2 separate regions of the Homo sapiens genome follow, and region 1 is linked to region 2. A link is an interaction called in ENCODE POLR2A ChIA-PET data of the cell type or tissue named here. Cell type or tissue: Panc1. All regions are shown on one strand. Each heading gives the region's core, and the rest is flanking DNA. Links, peaks and the distances in the headings are about the cores only. Region 1 overlaps LOC105377061 (a long non-coding RNA gene). Region 2 overlaps LIMD1 (LIM domain containing 1).

Evidence for each region. Peaks named below come from ENCODE experiments on the same cell type or tissue, not always from the same donor. Only the 100,000 strongest peaks of a DNase experiment are listed, where the experiment ranks them.
Region 1: POLR2A ChIA-PET joins it to region 2 with 16 read pairs; 2 of 35 experiments call an interaction of 5 or more read pairs at or near these places.

The regions. Positions count from the first base shown.
Region 1 is chr3:45,316,516-45,325,172 of GRCh38, forward strand. All of the region lies in intron 2 of LOC105377061 (a long non-coding RNA gene), which reads left to right. Among named protein-coding and RNA genes, the nearest start is that of LARS2, 68 kb to the right of the region's middle. RefSeq lists an enhancer at 5,484-5,984. In Panc1, for the core only: no CTCF peak of the experiment used is centred there; no DNase peak of the experiment used is centred there.
Region 2 is chr3:45,641,218-45,649,874 of GRCh38, forward strand. All of the region lies in intron 2 of LIMD1 (LIM domain containing 1), which reads left to right. Among named protein-coding and RNA genes, the nearest start is that of LIMD1-AS1, 43 kb to the right of the region's middle. RefSeq lists an enhancer at 5,876-6,377. In Panc1, for the core only: no CTCF peak of the experiment used is centred there; DNase peaks (open chromatin) are centred at 3,025, 3,438, 3,774 and 6,054; H3K4me3 peaks cover 805 bases; H3K27ac peaks cover 6,029 bases.

The DNA.
Region 1 (8,657 bases), core at 545-8,544, 320 kb before region 2:
AGAGCTTGCAGTGAGCTGAGATCACGCCACTGCACTCCAGCCTAGGCGACAGAGTGAGACTCCATTTCAAAAAAAAAAAAAGAAAAAGGAAAAAAGAAGCCTGAGGTTTGACTATGGAGTAAATGAATCCAAGGAAAGGATAGAGTTTCTGTACCATGGAGCATTTGAGGAGAGAAGAGCCCTGTTGATCTGGTTTTTTGGAGAGGAGGTGTGGTACTGACTTGTTTCTATGAGAAACCTGGCCTCAGGCAGGGGAGGGCTAGTGTCTATTTAACAACCAGCTCTGGAGAGAGAGGTAGCTCTGGGTCTTAGTTTGCTGATTACTGTGGTGTAAATACTCCCACCATGGCCCATTTCAAACTGTCAGCATGACGCTTCTGAATAGAGCCAGGAAGAAATGCACATGATGGGCTCTCCTGAGCTGGCACAAGCTGGCTCCAGTGCACTGTGGCCAAGGGGTGTGCATTAAGAAACATGAGCCAGACACACCGGCTAGAATGAAGTGATTCCACAGGTAGACAGAGGCCTCTGGCTGGTTCAGAGTGCCTAGCAGGGGAGGCTGAGGCAGGCAGATCAAGAGGTCAGGAGCTTGAGACCAGCCTTACCAACATGGTAAAACCCTGTCTCTACTAAAATATTAGCCAGGCATGGTGGTGCATGCCTGTAATCCCAGCTACTCAGGAGGCTGAGGCAGGAGAATTGCTTGAACCCAGGAGGTAGAGGTTGCAGTGAACCAAGATTGCGCCACTGCACTCCAGCCTGGGTGACAGAGCGAGACTCTGTATCAAAAAAAAAAAAAAAAAAGAATGCCCAGCAGTCTCTTTGCTGACTGCACCATCCTATGGCTTCTTTGCCATGCCCTTTCTGAAGAGCTTGAGCCATTTGGAGCTAAGGAACCCTGGCAGGGCATAGGGGGAAGGAGTTAAGAACTTCTCTCTTACACTCTATCTCAGAAGGGAAAGAATCTACGATCTTGACAAGTTTGGGGTTTGAAAAACAATGAGTTTCAACATGGTCATAAGGGCTCTGCGGGGCTGACAGGAGAGCCAGAGGAGGATGAGTTTCCTGACCATCAGGGCCCAGGTGTTGTTAGCACTAGGGAACGTATTAGAGTCACGAAGCACCAACGTATGTTACTCGTGACGAATCTGTACTGGTCTGCAGCAACCTCGATTCTTGCCTCCTCAGAAGAAAGAATTCGACTGAGGGGCCCAAGATAGAAGGAGAGACCGAGGCAAGTTTTAGACCAGGAGGGAAAGTTTATTAAAAAGATTTAGAGCAGGAATGAAAAGAAGTATAATTGGAAGAGGGCCAAGTGGGCAGCTTGAGAGATCAAGTGCTCTGTTTGACCTCTGACTTGGGGTTTTATACGTTGGCATGCTTCCAGGGCCTTGCGTGCCTTCTGCCCCTGATTCTTCCCCTGGGGTGGGCTGTCTGCATGCACAATGGCCTGTTAGCCCTTGCGAGGGGCCAGCCACAAATACAGTGTGTTTACTGGAGTTATACGCATGCTCACTAGAGACATTCTTCCCTTACCAATCTCTAGCATTCCTAGAGAAGGTCATATACCAGTTAAATTCTGCCATTTTGCCTTTTAGTGTACGTGCATGAGTGCACTCACCTAACTCCTGAAATCTTACCAGGAAGCAGCTGATCACCAGTTTCAGGTGTTTCTGTTTATTGGGAGACTGCCTTTCCCTGGTGCTGGCTGCAATCAATTATTATTTTAGAAAGACAGTTAAGGCCAGCGGCCGTGGTTCACACCTGTAATCCCAGCAATAATTTGGGAGGCCAAGGCAGGTGGATGTTCTTTACTAAAAAAAAAAAAAAAAAAAATTAGCTGGGTTTGGTGGTGGGTGCCTGTAATCCCAGCTACTTGGGAGGCTGATGTGGGAGAATCACTTGAACCCGGGAAGCAGAGGTTGCAGTCAGCCGAGATTGCACCATTATACTCCAGCCTAGGCAACAAGAGCAAAACTCCATCTAAAAAAAAAAATAAAGAAAAAAAGAAAGACAGTTAACAAACTGCCTATCACCTGATGGTCACCTGACACTCCTGGTTGTTGGTGGTGGGGCTCTTCTGTCCTGCTCATGTCTGATTAGCTACCTACTGTAACAGTGGGACAGGTGGCTGGGAAGGCAGAGAGAGGGGAATGGGACCTCTGTTTTAACTGTGTTTTCTTAGACTCTGAATTTATCTGTTTGACATCCTTTCATCACTGGGCCAATTCCTCTCTTTTCTTATTTTCTGTATTCTTGATGCTCTAGCATTTCTGACCTTGCTGAGAGAGACTGCTCCTCCCAGGGCTAGCCAATTATTAGAGATAGCAAAGGGCTCCCTTGAGGATGCCTTTCATATGAAAACTAACCAAGCCTGAGCCCTGGATTTACTCCCTCCACCCCGCCCCCCGCCCTACATCAACCCAGGGCCCAGTGAGTGTCAGACAACTAGGAACAACCTCTATGGCCCCAAAGCCATCCAGAATCATTTACTCCTAAACTGCTTACCCTATCCCACCTTATCTTTCCCACAGAAACCCTAATAAATAAAGGCTCTGGCCCAGGCTTTCCCCTTTATGATTTGCTTTTGACTCAAGGATTCTCTAACTCAAGAGTTAATTAGGCAGTTCTGGGCCTAATGAGGGCATGTACAAGTTTCATCCACAAGGAAGGGTGGTCTGTGGAGCTACCATTTCTGCCACAGTTCCAGGGTGGGCTTAGGTCAGGGCAGCAGGGGGCTTCCCTCCCCCAGCCCCAGGAAAAACAAGTATTAATGTGTTGGAGTTAGGGTAGGGGTCCAGATAAATCTTCCTCAATATAGGTTTAGCCACGCAGCTTTACCTGAAGGCCTACAGCCCTGGTCTGTCTGGGAGGGTGTGACTCCTGAACTGGAGTCACTCCAAGGCTCAGCGGGGAGCTGATCCTCAGGGCCCTGGGAGCACAGTAGATGTCCCTTTAGACATTTAGAGGCATGATTCCAGGAGGGATTTGTGGAGGAGGAATCACAGGAGCTGGGGCTTTGTTGACTCCACCATTTGGCCTAAGTCGTCCTCCCTCCCTCCATTTTCTTGCAAGTCCTCCCAACTTGGGAACATTTTGTTAAATACTCCCATGTACACACCACCCCCTGTTCACCATGTTCCTGACACTTAGCTCCTCAGTGGGTCCCCTCCCTGGCATTGAAACAGAGGCAGATTTAATACGGTATGAGCATCGTAGGGAAGGGGGCAATAGAGTCGACATGCCAACGAGCCATGGCAGGAAGCTCTCCTTCCACTACGGCTGAAAGATAAGATCCGGAATGGCCCCACTACCCTGCCAACCCCATCTATCCTCATGGGGGCTGCTCTGGAAAAGGGAAAGAGGCTGAGTTGAAAATATTTGTTCTGTTTATTTCATTCTGGTCCCACATAACAGACCTGGAGGCAACGATGAGCTCTAGGCTACAGACAGGCTGCCTTGTGGAAGGAGCCAGCTGGTTGCTGAAGGACTGTGGCTGCCTCTCAGATGGACTTGTTTGTCTTACAAAGCCCAGTCCGATTGTCCCCAGTGCAGATGGCAGCTGGCATGAGACCCTAATTGGAAGAGGATCCTGTGACCTCCAAACCATGGAAGAGGATCCTGTGACCTCCAAACCAATTAAATGATTTCTCAGGAGCTGGGAACAGCTGCATGAGGAAAGCGCTTGTGATTGCTTTGAGAAATGGGTGATTTTTTTTTTCTCCCATGGAAGTCGCTTTAGTGATCTTAAAAGGTGTTGGCTGTGGGTGCTATTCAGGTCCAGAAAATTGGTCTCGGGAGAAGGAAGAAAAGTGACATTAGCAACCTGGCTTTTTCAACACAGGCTCTAACGAGGCTGAGATGGGTTGTTGGATAAATCATTGCTTCCAACTATCAGGAAAGTTGCCTGGCCCGGAAATAGGAGAAGGAACTGCAGATACACTTCTTTGATTGGGCAGAGAATTTAGGGGATTCGGGTTTGGAGCCTAAATCGTCACTGCAACTCCATTCAGGAACGTCCCTTGGGTGATGAAACTGTTCTATGTCTTGATTGTGGGATTGTTGCAGGATTATACGCATCAATCAAAACTCACAAAACTGTAAACTTCAAAGGGTCAATTTTACTCCATGTAAACCGTTCCTAATTTTAAAAACACACATACACAGTATCCTCTAGGCCTGCTCTCCTCACCTAGACCCAGGCAGGCCTCTGTGTGGTCTGTTAATCCCCTGCCCTGCTCACACCTTCTGGGGATCCTTGTGAAATTTTTAGAAAACAAGGAGGAGGAGAAAAAAACACCAACATAGGATTATGAACACGGAGAGATCTCTAAGTCCCCGGGGAGTTCTGATAATCCCGATGCCCAGGCCACCCCTGAATGGTGAAGTCAGAATCTCTGGGGCTGGGACCTGGCCTCATGATATTAAAGTTCCCCACCCGCCAGGTTGCCTGTAATAACAGACTGAGACCCCCACTCTAAATGATGAGTGGTTCATCTTTTCAATCCTTCACTGTTCTGTCTTTGGAGATTGTGTCAGAAGACCACATTTGAGGCTCTACATTCTCCCACCCCTGCCCACACCACCCCAAACTTCAGGGGCTGGGTGCCCCCAGATTTCTGTCTTGTTGCTATGGGGATTTTCAATAGGCTCTTCTCTCTCTCACCCAAGAATCAATTTGGAACTCTGGCCGCGGGCTTGGACTGCCTCCTGCCACCTGCCATTCCTCCTTAACTTCCTGCTAACATGTGTACATATCGTGTCCCCAGAGGAAGGAACTCTGGTTCCAGCTCCCCGCACTGTGGGTGAGAGTCCCCATGAACGCTAAGACAGGGCAAATCTCTCAGCCTCTTTGAGCCTCAGGCTTCTCATCAGCACGATGGGGAGGGTTGATGAGAGGATGTGCAAGGATTCACTTTGGAAATATAAGCATTCAAAGTCTAATTAATATTTCTTATAGATGGTGCCCTGGGGGTGGGACCTCGTGTCCTTCATCTCTTGATTTCCGACAAGAGTCACTGCAGCATCCTCACATGAACCCCCGATTATAGTTTGCCAAATTAATTATTATTAAAGCCTGTTTCTCATAGAGAAAACAATCAAGCCACTTTTGGGCTGAGAAATCTTCTGGATCCCAGTAACAAGTGGGTGGGTTAGCTCAGAGCTCAGTGCAGGCCTCTAAAACGGCAGAGCTCCTGTTGGGGAACCTGAAGTGTCCCAGGTTTCTGAGGACTCCTGTCCTCACAGAAGCCCTGTGACTGTGACTGTGCCCACCCGCCAGGAGGCAGGACAGTGAGCTCTGCCTGCCCACGAGCGCTGTCCCTAGCACAGCACTGGATTGTTCTGTTTCCTTTGAGGCACTGATGAGGTACGAGACTGTCTCCTCTGGAGGGGAAAATTAAGAGGCACAGTGGGGAGCTGTGTTGTGTTTTGAAGCTTTTCCAGAATTGATTTTGTTGGGAGACATTTTTTTTTAAAGAGTCCTTTCTTGAATGTTGGCAGAGTGGACAGACTGCCAGAAAAGGCTGTGATCCGGACACCCCACCCTGTCTGTGTGAGGTTGCCCCTGCCCCTCCGCAGTCCTAGGGAGGCTGCCCATCCTACCCAGGGTGCTGTGGGCTCCCGCTCAGGGGAAACAAGCCCAGGTGTGTGCTGCACTTGGCAGATCTGCTCAGGCAGCATCCGCATTTGTTTCCCATGGTTACTATAACAAAGTGCCACCAGCTGGGGGCTTAAAACCACAGACATGTATTCTCTTGCGGTTCTGGAGGCCAGAAGTCTGAATCAAGGTGTCTCATGCTCCCTCTGAAGGCTCTAGGGGAGAATCCTTCCATGCCTCTTCCTGGCTTCTAGTGGTTGCCCCCAAATCGTTGGGTGTTCCTTGGTTTGTAGCCAATCTCTGCCACTGTCATGATGTCACAGAGCCTTCTTTCCTGTGTCTTTATGTGACCTTCTTGGGAGGACATTAGTCATTGGATTTAGGGCCCACCCTAATCCAGTATGACCTCATCCTAACTAATTTTATCTACAAAGACCCTATCTCCAAATAAGATCCAATTAGACCTGAATTTTGGGGGGACACTCTTCAGACAGGTACATTATTCTTGGGTCTCGCTCACTCCAAGGCCATAGCGCCCTCTCCTGAGACCCTGCCCTGTGTTTTTACCCCAGTACCCATTGAGGAGCCACCATGGTCATGAGTTGGCATCTAGTGCAGAGTCTGATTGAACTCTATCAGAGGGGTCTTGTAGCAGCCTGAGCAGGGTGAGCTCAGCACCACTGTTGAAGACTGGCATTGTGGTGTGAGGGAAGGGGCAGGAGCCTGGATCCAGGAGACTGAGGTCAAGTTCCAGCGCACCCAGCTTCTCATGGAGGGACCTTGTGCCCTACTGCTGAGAAGGAAGCCACCTGCAGCCCCACGTTTAATGGGATTAAGTATAAGACTGTCTACATTAAAATTATCCCCCCATTCTCTGCAAGAAATTCCTGCCCAGTAAGAAAAAGTTATAAATAACTTTATTATTTGTTTTATTAACTTTCTGAAAATCCATTTATCTGCACTTTTACTTATCACTCAACTAGACTTCATTTGGGTAAGAAGACCCTTTCTCAAACAATGCATTGTTCATTTGGGCTTATCAAGCAACCGTTTACTCTTAAGGTTCATTCAAACTTTCCCCACTCTGTGTCTCCCAATCCTCAAAGTTTATATCAGTAACTTCAGGCCGGGCGTGGTGGCTCATGCCTGTAATCCCAGCACTTTGGGAGGCTGAGGCGAATAGATTGCCTGAGTCCAGGCGTTTGAGACCAGCCTGGGCAAAATGATGAGACACCATCTTTATAAAAAATACAAAAATTAGCCAAGCATGGTGGTGCACACCTAAAGTCCCAGGCTGAGGTGGGAGAATCACTTGAATCTGGAAGGTGGAGGCTGCAGTGAGCCATGATCACACCACTGCACTCTATACTGGGAGGATGGGAGTGAAGAACTTCATCTAATCCCAGCCAGTCAGCTGCACCTCAATGAAGACTCATCTTAAACCATATCCCCCAAATCACATAGATATGGCACCCTTGAGCTGCCTGTTCTGAGGCAGTGGCCTCTCTTGAAGAAAGCAATCAGCTGAGCTCTGCCGGCTCCACAGGTTATTTAGGTGGCATTTTGTGGGGAGTTGGCAGTTGAAGCCTCTCTGAGTGTCCATCTCATATAATACACACACACACACACACACACACACACACACACACACACACATATATATATTTTTGAGACAGAGTCTCGCTCTGTCGCCCAGGCTGGAGTGCAGTGGCGCGATCTCCGCTCACTGCAAGCTCCGCCTCCCAGGTTCATGCCATTCTCCTGCCTCAGCCTCTCTAGTAGCTGGGACTACAGGCACCCGCCACCATGCCCGGCTAATTTTTTGTATTTTTAGTAGAGATGGGGTTTCACCGTGTTAGCCAGGATGGTCTCAATCTCTTGACCTTGTGATCCACCCGCCTTGGCCTCCCAAAGTAATGGCATTACAGGCGTGAGCCACCGCACCTGGCCTCCATCTCCTATATTTTATATGTTATACACAGTATATGTAAAATATATCAATGCATATATATTTTATATATTACCTATAAACATAATTTTGCTTTATATAGTCTGTAAAATGGGGATAACAGTTCCTACTTTACCTACCACACAGGTTCATGGGCTCCCCACTCTTTGGCATCCTGCACCAGAGAGGACAGTGCAGACCAGGGAAAATTCTCTCCAGCCAGGAAGCAGTCTGAGCCTGAAAGGAACAGTTGCCCACTTACATTTGGAGTCTCTTCAATGTGATGTGTCTGTGTAATAATTCTGTAAATTATAGGCCATTGTCTAAACCTTAGGGACAATTATTAGAAGTTAGATATTTTTGTCCCTCCACCCTCAAACAGAGGTTTTTGAACCAAATAGCAAAATTTTGTGAGCTAAAATTGGCTACTTGTATAGAAATTCTGGGCCCTCAACCAAGAGTTTCTTTTGTTAATTAGACATAGAAACCCCCAACCTCCCTGGGGCTCAGGATTGACTTGGATGATGTCGGGTTCCTGTGGGGAGATGGGGGCACAGTGCCAGGCAGTCTCCTTTGTCTTCCTCCACCCACCCTCTGTGCCTCATGTTGCTCTACCACATGGGAGTCACAGGAATAATTACTCGTCCAATAAGCCAAGAAATTAATATTTAATCATAGGGTACCTACTGAAAGTTTAGTAGACCTAGACCGATTTTAGAGAGTTTTCTGATAGGTATTTTATGTAAAACGGAGAAGGAAATTTTGCTATTTTGAAGTTGCGCATAATCCCTCCTAGGTTTAGCAACATATTGTGATGGCTTCTCTGGGTATATCTAATATAGACGGTGATTCTGGGGGTGAAACTTCTGCCGATCAGGTAGTTGTGAACCGAGCAGCACATCTGTAGTGTGGCCAAGAGAAAACCAAGACACAAATCAACCTTCAACTTTCCTCATCTGTCCCTACAATGTCTTTGAGACTTGGTTCTGAGTCAGGACCCCATCAAGGTTTGGGCATTGTGTTCAGTCCCTGTGCACCTTTAGTCTGTGTTAGTCTAAAATAGTTCCTCAACCTTTTTGTCCCTTATGATGTTGACTTTTGGAGAAGATG
Region 2 (8,657 bases), core at 194-8,193:
TGGCTATGGAGCTGGCATGGAATCCAGACCTCTTGAATCTATGCTCACCTGTACTTCCTTGTTTTTCTGGTTCTCCCTCCTCTGATTTATTTCCACCTAGTCAAGCAAAAATAAGTGTGTTTTCTCTGTTCTTTATCTTATCTTGGTTATTGATAGAGTCTGGTGAGTGTGTGTATTTCTGAACATACTTGTATATGTATCTTTTCTATTTTCCCATTTCAATTATGAAAATCTAGTTTAAAACACTATATATAGTATGTAAAGCCAGATTTTATATATAATTATATATATTTTATTTTATTTATATTTTTTATATATATATAGCATATGGCATATGGAGGTATCTGTTGGTATATACACATACTTCCTGAGGTCCATTGATACTGCATTAAACCATGGTATTTGGATACTGTTAAGCTCACACACATTTACAGGGCAAGTCCAGGGCCTGACTAGTTTGGTAAAGATACAACAAGCCACTGTTACTTTAGGCAGTTTATTACTTACATAGGCAGGCAACACAAAGAATGTGTCAAAGGTACCATCTTCCTGGGTCCTTGTCCCATACACTGAAGAGGATGACACTGAAGCAAAAGGGGCTGATGACTGCCACATAAGTGGGATTTTGAGAAGCAATTTTAGACTGCAGCTAAGTGGTCTCAGAGCCCACAGCTCTGTTCTGAGAGGCAGGCAGAAATTCCCATACCTCATTAGAGATGAGACACTGTCTGGTGACAGGCTCCTGGGGGAATAGGGAGGTGAATGAGAGACAGCCGTGCATCTTTTTATGTTCTGGAAGCCTACAAGGTGTTCCACCAAGATTCAGGCAAACCTTTGCATACATGGCTATGTGCAGTTCTCCCAGGCACCATGGCAGGTTCCCTTACACGGATATGAACATTTCCCCATCTGCTGATGAGAAGCAGCAATGGGGAAAGCTGTGAGAAAATTGTATCTTTTTTTTTTTTTTCTTTTTGAGACTGGGTCTTGCTCTGTCGTACAAGCTGGAGTGCAATGGTGGGATCACAGCTCACTGCAGCCTTGAACTCCTGGGCTCAGGCGATCCTCCTGCCTCAGCCTCCTGAGTAGCTGGGATTACAGACATGCACCACCATGTTCAGCTATTTTTTATTATTTTTTGTAGAGACAGGGTCTTGCTATGTTGCCCAGGCTGGTCTCAAACTCCTGGGCTCAAGCAGTCTGTCTGCCTTGGCGTCCCAAAGTGCTAGGATTATAGGCATGAGCCACCACATCTGGCTGCTGCAAAGACAATTTTAAAGACAGAAACCTGTTATGTTAGCATTGTAGCTCAGCTACTGTCACTTTTATGTTTTCCCTGCCAGGTTTTCCCCAAGTTTATACACATTTTTTAGAGTTGCGATCATAGTATATAAACAATGTTGTATCCTTTTCAATTTAACATCATGTCATAGTTCATAATAATAATTTTAAGTTACATGGTGATGGATGAGTTGTGCCACAGTTAATGGCTGGTTTGCAGGTTGTTACACACAGCCCCAGCCAGCATCTTCGTGCAGCATCTTTCTTTCCTTCTGTGGGATTGTTTCCTTGGTGCTCGTTCCAGCAGTAAGCATCAGGTTGTGGTGTGGGCGTTTGTGTGGTTTGTTCAAGTTCCCTTCTTCTTTGCTGTGCTCCTTGGGCTGGGAATGTTTGGTTGCCGTGGAGATGAGTGCTGTGGGTCTCCCTCCTCTCCCCTCAGGCTCTGCCCACCCCAGGCGGCCATGCCCCCCCACTGGCACTGGACACTCTCAGGAAGCTGTTGGCACACCCTGGAGTGGGAGGGAGGTCTGTGGAGAGGACAGGAGTGGCCTTTGTTGACAGCTGTGTCTACTTACATGTCAAGTGGCCTGTCTGAGGGAGGCTGGCTCCCACCTGTGCCTCAGAAGCAGCAGCATGAGAGGAGGAAAAACACGCTGACTTGTGGGGTTGAGTGGACTTCTCGGCACCTTCAAGAATAGTCTGGGAGGCCAGGCGTGGTGGCTCAATCTGTAATCCCAGCACTTTGGGAGGTTGAGGCGGGTAGATCACTTGAGGTCACGAGTTTGAGACCAGCCTGGGCAATGTGGCAAAACCCCATCTCTACTAAAAATACAAAAATTAACCGCATGTGGTGGCACATGCCTATAATACTAGCTATTTGGGGGGCTGAGGCAGGAGAATCACTTGAACCCAGGAGGCGGAGTTTTCAGTGAGCCAAGATTGCGCCACTGTACTCCATCCTGGGCGACAGGGTGAGACTCTGTCTCAAAAAAAAAAAAAAGAATGGTCTGTGAGGGAGAAGTAGGCAAGGTCCTGTGTGCTCACTCCAGGCAGATTGAGGTTTAAAAACTAAGACGTTCATTTCACAGACTAAACAAATTCCATCCTACTTGCCATGTTAGTGTCATGATTCCTATTAGTTTTTCGGTGATATGAGACGGAAAATGATGGACTAGGTAAATATACTCTCCCCGCCAGAAGCCCATGGAGCAGGGGGGTGCCCACCTTGGGGATGGAAGCTGGGAAGCAGCCAGTCCCACAGTTGACAGAAATTACGCCTAGTGCAGGTCCGAGCTCAGTGGAAGGCTGCAGAGGGCCAGACGGGGTCCACTTGGGATGGTGCTGGAATGTGTAAGTCAAGGCCAGAATGAATTGCAGTGGTGTAACCTACTGTTTGTATTGCTCGGTGTAAGATGCACTGTGACCTGCCAGCCATGCCTTAGTGGGGAGAAAAAAGCAAAACTAAGATTATATACCATTGCTCATTTCACCTTCCAAAAACCGAATGTCCATGGCTGTTGAAGACTGCGAATGGGATTTATAGTAAAATCTCACTTGTTGAGACCCAGTTGGAAGAAAGCCTTTCTTAGTAATAAAAAGCCTGCATCTAGAACACTCACAAAATGCCATTTTGTTACTTGAGATAAATAAAACAATTAGGACCAAGCCTAGTGTTGTGGAACAGAGGTTCTTAGCGAATGAATAAGTCCTTGGTGATTGACTCACCAGTTAGTTCGCCTCTGAAGGACTGGAGGGTTCTTGCCAGCTATTTTGTTTTTCTTACAAAGTCTAAATACTGCATCTGAAATCCTTTCCCTTTTTTGTTGACTTTGTAAATGACCTCGTCAACCCAGCCCCTGAAAATGCTTACACATTTTGAATGAGTTAAGCCTGAACTAGGGAGGTCTTCCTTTAATTCATGCAGGTCTGCTTCTGTAAAACAGTCACTGCGATATTTATAGATAATTTTGGGTAAGCTTTCTAGCTTACCGTGGGCCTGACACCGCATAACCCTCCTCCACCCATGGCGGCGCACTAAATCCTGTAACAATTCAGGGAGTTCAACGTTCATTATTATTATTACTCTCAACTTAAGATGTACAGATTGAGGCTTGGAGAGTTTAGTTTGTGGTTGGTTTCGTCACTGTTAAGTGGTGTGGTCAGCACTTGAACCCAAGACCTGTGGATCCACAGCTCTTGCTGTTAGCCACTGTATTAAATTACCTTTGCTTAGAGAGAGTATTTGCCAAAGACAGGAGCCGGGCTGTAGCCATGGGGCCTTGCCTTGACTTTTCAGGTTCAGCCGCTGCCTTGGGGTTGTGTGACAACAGAGACTGGATTTTTGGCCACCCTCGAGTTGTGAGTGCAGGAGAGTGGCCTGGGGCTGGGAATAGGGGAGGTAGAATTCAATCATGGGATGCACCCATAGTAGAGAAATGGACTAAGGGCTTTAATCCCTGAGTTTCTGAGCTGTCGAATTGTCCGAATATTTCTCATCATATTCAGCAGTTCTGTATGAGCTGAATGAGTCAGCAGGACCTAAGGAAAAAGCTGAAGATCAAGAATGTGAGAAAGGAAGAGTGGGCAGATGCTAAAGGAAATCAGTGGGCACAGGAAAGATCAGGAAGCAACCAAAATAGGCTGGAGCTGGCCAGAGGGCTGCAGGGATCGGAAGAGAGTGGAGGGGCCACTTACTTTGGTTATCAAAGGGTCTCTTGTGTCCGTCTCCTGCAAGCCTAGTTCTGCTAGTGCACTGGAGTTGGGGCCAAACCTGGTTTCCCAGGTCAGACTCTGCTGGTTCAGTCAGAGGCCAGGAAGTCCCTGACAGGGAAGACCATCAGATTCCTTTGTTCCTATCGTCTGAACACAGTCTGAGAGGTTTCGCAGTATATTGTAGAGGCTAACTTTGGTGTAACCTATACCTTATGTGGCCATGTCTGCATCCTAAGCTCCTGATATTGCACATGTCTGGTTTTTGTTGGAAGTCTGTACCTTTCCTCCGTGGTAGTCCCAGACCAAGGGTGATACTTGGCGGTGCCCAGGGTGTCACCTGTCTTCTCAAGTGGAAGAGGAGAATGAAGAGCACTCCAGTACGCCAGGAGCATCACACCGTAATTAGCAGGAAGATGTTGCACCGCAGTGCCTCATCTCAGAGCCAGAGTCCTGGGTTAGGGAGTAAACTCTTTTACCTAGGCCTGACTGTATTCTGGCATTGTAGGCACTCCTCAGGTTTCTGTGGCCCTCTCATCTCACTGAGGGTATCCCTTCTTCATGTGTCTCTCAGCTCTTCTCTTAGATTTCTGCCCCTGGCTCTGGCCCCTTCAGATTCCTTCTCCTTCTCTTTCCCTTCCCTCCTCTCTCCTCCTTTCACCAACAGTTTTGTTTGCACCCATAGTTGCCCATCAGTGGATCCATGCCTGTAAGCCAGTGTAATACAAGCTGCTGTCTGTGGAGCATTTATTGCATTTATTGCAGTGAGCCGTGATCGTGCCACTGCACTCCAGCCTGAGTGACAGAGCGAGACTCTGTCTCAAAAAAAAAAAAAAAAAAGATTTAGGAACCAGAGGCTTTATATGCAGTCCAGTACAGTAGCCACAAGCTGCACGTGGCTGTCTTCTTATGTCCCTTGCTTGCCTTCCAGCCACACTCATCTTACACAAGAGGTCATGGGGTCTCAGAGCGGTTGCCCAGCTGGTGAGTGGGGAAGTGTGTTCGTGCCCAGGGGCAGGTGGCCACTGTGTATACACTTGCCACCATATCCATGGCCTTCACCCCTCACTGTGCGTCAGTCGCCATCACAAGGGGCCTGTTGCAGTGCCGACCTCTGCCTCTGCCTGCAGAGATCCTGATTTCTGAGATCTGTGTGTGCAGGGGGAGCATCCTGGGGGATTGTGATGAAGTTAGCTGGGAACTTGGCTGTGGCCCTGCAGTGGGCCTCACCACCAGCCCACTTGACCTTCATGTGGACTTCAGTCCTCTGGCCTCTCTCTGACCTGTAGACCTGCACCATCTAACACAGCAGCTACTGGCCACCTGGGGCTCTTGAGCACTTGAAATGTGGCTAGTGTGACTATGGAACTGCATTTTCCATTTTATTTCATTTTAATTAATTAAAGTTTAAATTTATTTTAGTAGCCATGTACAGCTTGTGGCTACTGTATTGGACTGCATGTAAAGCCTCTTGTTCCTAAATCTTTTTTTTTTTTTTTTGAGACAGTCTCACTCTGCCATTCAGGCTGGAGTGCAGTGCTGCATTATGGCTCACTGCAACCTCTGCCTCATGGGCTAAAGTGATCCTCCCACCTCAGTCCCTTTAGTCCCCTGGCTAATTTTTTTGAAATTAATTTTTGTAGAGTTGGAGTCCCACTATGTTGCCCAGATTGGTCTCAAACTCCTGGGTTCAAGTGATCCTCCCGCCTTGGCCTCCCAAAGTGCTGGAATTACAAGTGCAAGCCACAATGCCCGGCCTCTAAATCTTAGCCAGAGTTCACTTATTAGTAGGAAATTATTCATGAAGTTTCTTGTTTTTGATATTTTATACATCACCAAGTCAATGTAGTCACATTGTCAAAAAATGTATATGGGAGAAGAAAATCACCTATAATTCAATACCAAAAAGAACCCCCAAAAATGTATGCTGTGCCTACATAGACGTTTTTGCCTGGTTGTCATCACAGTGTATGTTTGCTTTTATGCCCTGCTTTTTCCACTTAGAAATATATCATATGCCTTTTCCCTCATTGCTTCATAGTCTTCATAACCATCTGCTGCGTAAGATCCTGTTGATTTGATGACTCAAAGCCAACATAACCTTCTTGCCAGTTAAAGTTTAAAGGGGAAGTGAACTCTTACCATGGGAGCTCCCAGACTCTTCCCAGGAGTACTGAGGCTGGCTGAGTGTGGATCCTGTGGCCAGGTTTTCAAGGACCAGATGCATAGCAGGGCACGGGTCAGCCTGGGGGTCCGGCAAATCCAATGCCTGGCCAGAGGATGCAGGCCCTTCCCTGTGTTCAGGGGCAGGGTGACAGCTGCCTCTCCACATCCGCAGCAGCCCTGCAATGGTCACCATTGGTGGCATTTGGATGCCAGCAGGGTCCCATATGCCCTGTTTTGGGCAGAGCGTCTCTGTCTCTTGCATGGATCACTGCTGTCACCTCCAGTCTGGTCTCTGGGCACAGCAGCGAGGAGGCCACTCCACAGCTCAGAGACCTTCAGCTACTTTTTGCCTTAACATTGTAGTCCAGTTCTTTTGCCTGGTGTTTAAGACATTTCCTTAAATTAGTTCTAACTTCCTTCCTGTCTTCTTTCTTTCTAACTATCCCCCTCCTCCGCTGCCCCACAGCCTCCCGAAGTGCTGAAGTCCCTGGCCACACTGCACATCACCTGTCCTTTTCTACCCCTGTACCTTGTCACCCTTAGCCTCCATCACCACCCAGGTGAATATCACTCTCCCTTCAGTGTCTTCCATTGCCATCTCCATTGCTACTCTCCTGATCTTGGGTCCCATGTGCACCCTTCATTTGCCTGTCCTATGGTGTTTTCAATTATGATTAGATTGAAACTGTTTGCAGGAATCTCTATCTCCCCCTAGGTGATCAGTTTTGGGAAAAATAGGGACAGGGTTTAACTGATCATGATTTTACTCCTTATAACCCTTCAGCACCTTTAGTATAATTCTGAACACAGAATAAATGTTGGAATAAATAAAGGTGACACTTCCCCATTACCTGGTACTCATCACTTCACCTCCTTACTCACCTTCCCTCATCCCTAAGCAACCACTGATCTTCCTATCCCTATAGATTTGCCTATTCTGGATATTTCATATGAATGAAATCATACAATATATGATCTTCTGTGTCTGGCTTTTTTCACTTAGCGTGCATTCCAGGTTCATCCACGTTGTAGTATGAATCAGTATCTCATTTCTTTTTATGGCTGAATAGTATTCCCTTGTATAGATGTACCATATTTTGTTTATCCATTCAGCAGTTGATAGACACTTGTTTTTATTTTTGGCTATTATAAATAATGTTGCTATGAACATTCCTAGGCAGGTGTTTATGTGAATGTATCATTTCTGTTCTCTTGGGTAAATATTAGGAGTGAAATTGCTGGGTCATATGGTAACTGTGTTTAACCTTTTGAGGACCTGTTTTTTAAAGAAGCTCTACCATGTTACATTCCCACCAGCCATGTATGAGAGTTCCAGTATTTCCACATCCTTGCCAACGCTTAGGCTTATCTAGTTTTTTTATTCTAACTATCCTATTTGGTGTGAAGTTGGATCTCATTGTGGGTTTTGATTTGCATTTTCCTGATGATTAATGATGTTGAGCATCTTTTCATACATTTATTGGCCATTGGTATGTCTTATTTGGAAAAATGTCTTCTCAATTCCCTGCTCATTTTTACTTGGATTGTCTTTTTATTATTGAGTCTTAATCGTTCTTTGTATAGGATTTGGGAATATTTTCTTTCATTCTGTGGACTGTCATTTCATTTCTTGATGGTATTGTTTACAGCACAAAGGCTTTAAATTTTGATGCAGTAGAATTTATCTACTTTTTTTCTTTTTTTGCCAGTGTTTTGGTGCTTTTTGTAGGAAAACATTGGCTGACCCAAGGTCACAAAGATTCATGTCCATGTTTTCTTCTAAATGTTTTAAAGAGATTTAACTAATAAGAAAAAAGTCTCACTTGTCCTCGCATTTGCCATTTCTGCTCCTTCTCATCCCTTTGTTTAGATTCAGGTTTTCATCTGGTACCATTTTTCCTTCTGCTTGAAGGACTTCTCTTAACATTTTTTCTTTTTCGTATGCTGATTTGGTGATGAATTCTTTAAACTTTTGTATTCTGAATTTATCTTTCTTTCATTTTTTTATTTTAAAATATATTTTTTTGGCTGGGCGCGGTGGCTCACGCCTGTAATCCCAGCACTTTGGGAGGCCGAGGCGGGCCAATCATGAGGTCAGAAGATCGAGACCATCCTGACTAACATGGTGAAACCCCGTCTCTACTAAAAATACAAAAAATTAGCCGGGCATGGTGGCGGGTGCCTGTAGTCCCAGCTACTGGCGAGGCTGAGGCAGCAGAATGGCGTGAACGCAGGAGGCAGAGCTTGCAGTGAGCCGAGATTGCACCACTGCACTCCAGCCTGGGCAACAGAGTGAGACTCTGTCTCAAAAAAAAAAAAATTATATATATGTATACATATATATATATAAAATTATATAGATATATTTATATATAATTATATATTTTATATATATAATTATATATATAAAATATATATATTGCTGGATATAGAATTCTAGCTTGATACTTTTTTGAGTTCCTTGAAGTTTTTTTGTTTTTTTTTTTTTTACTATTTTCTCC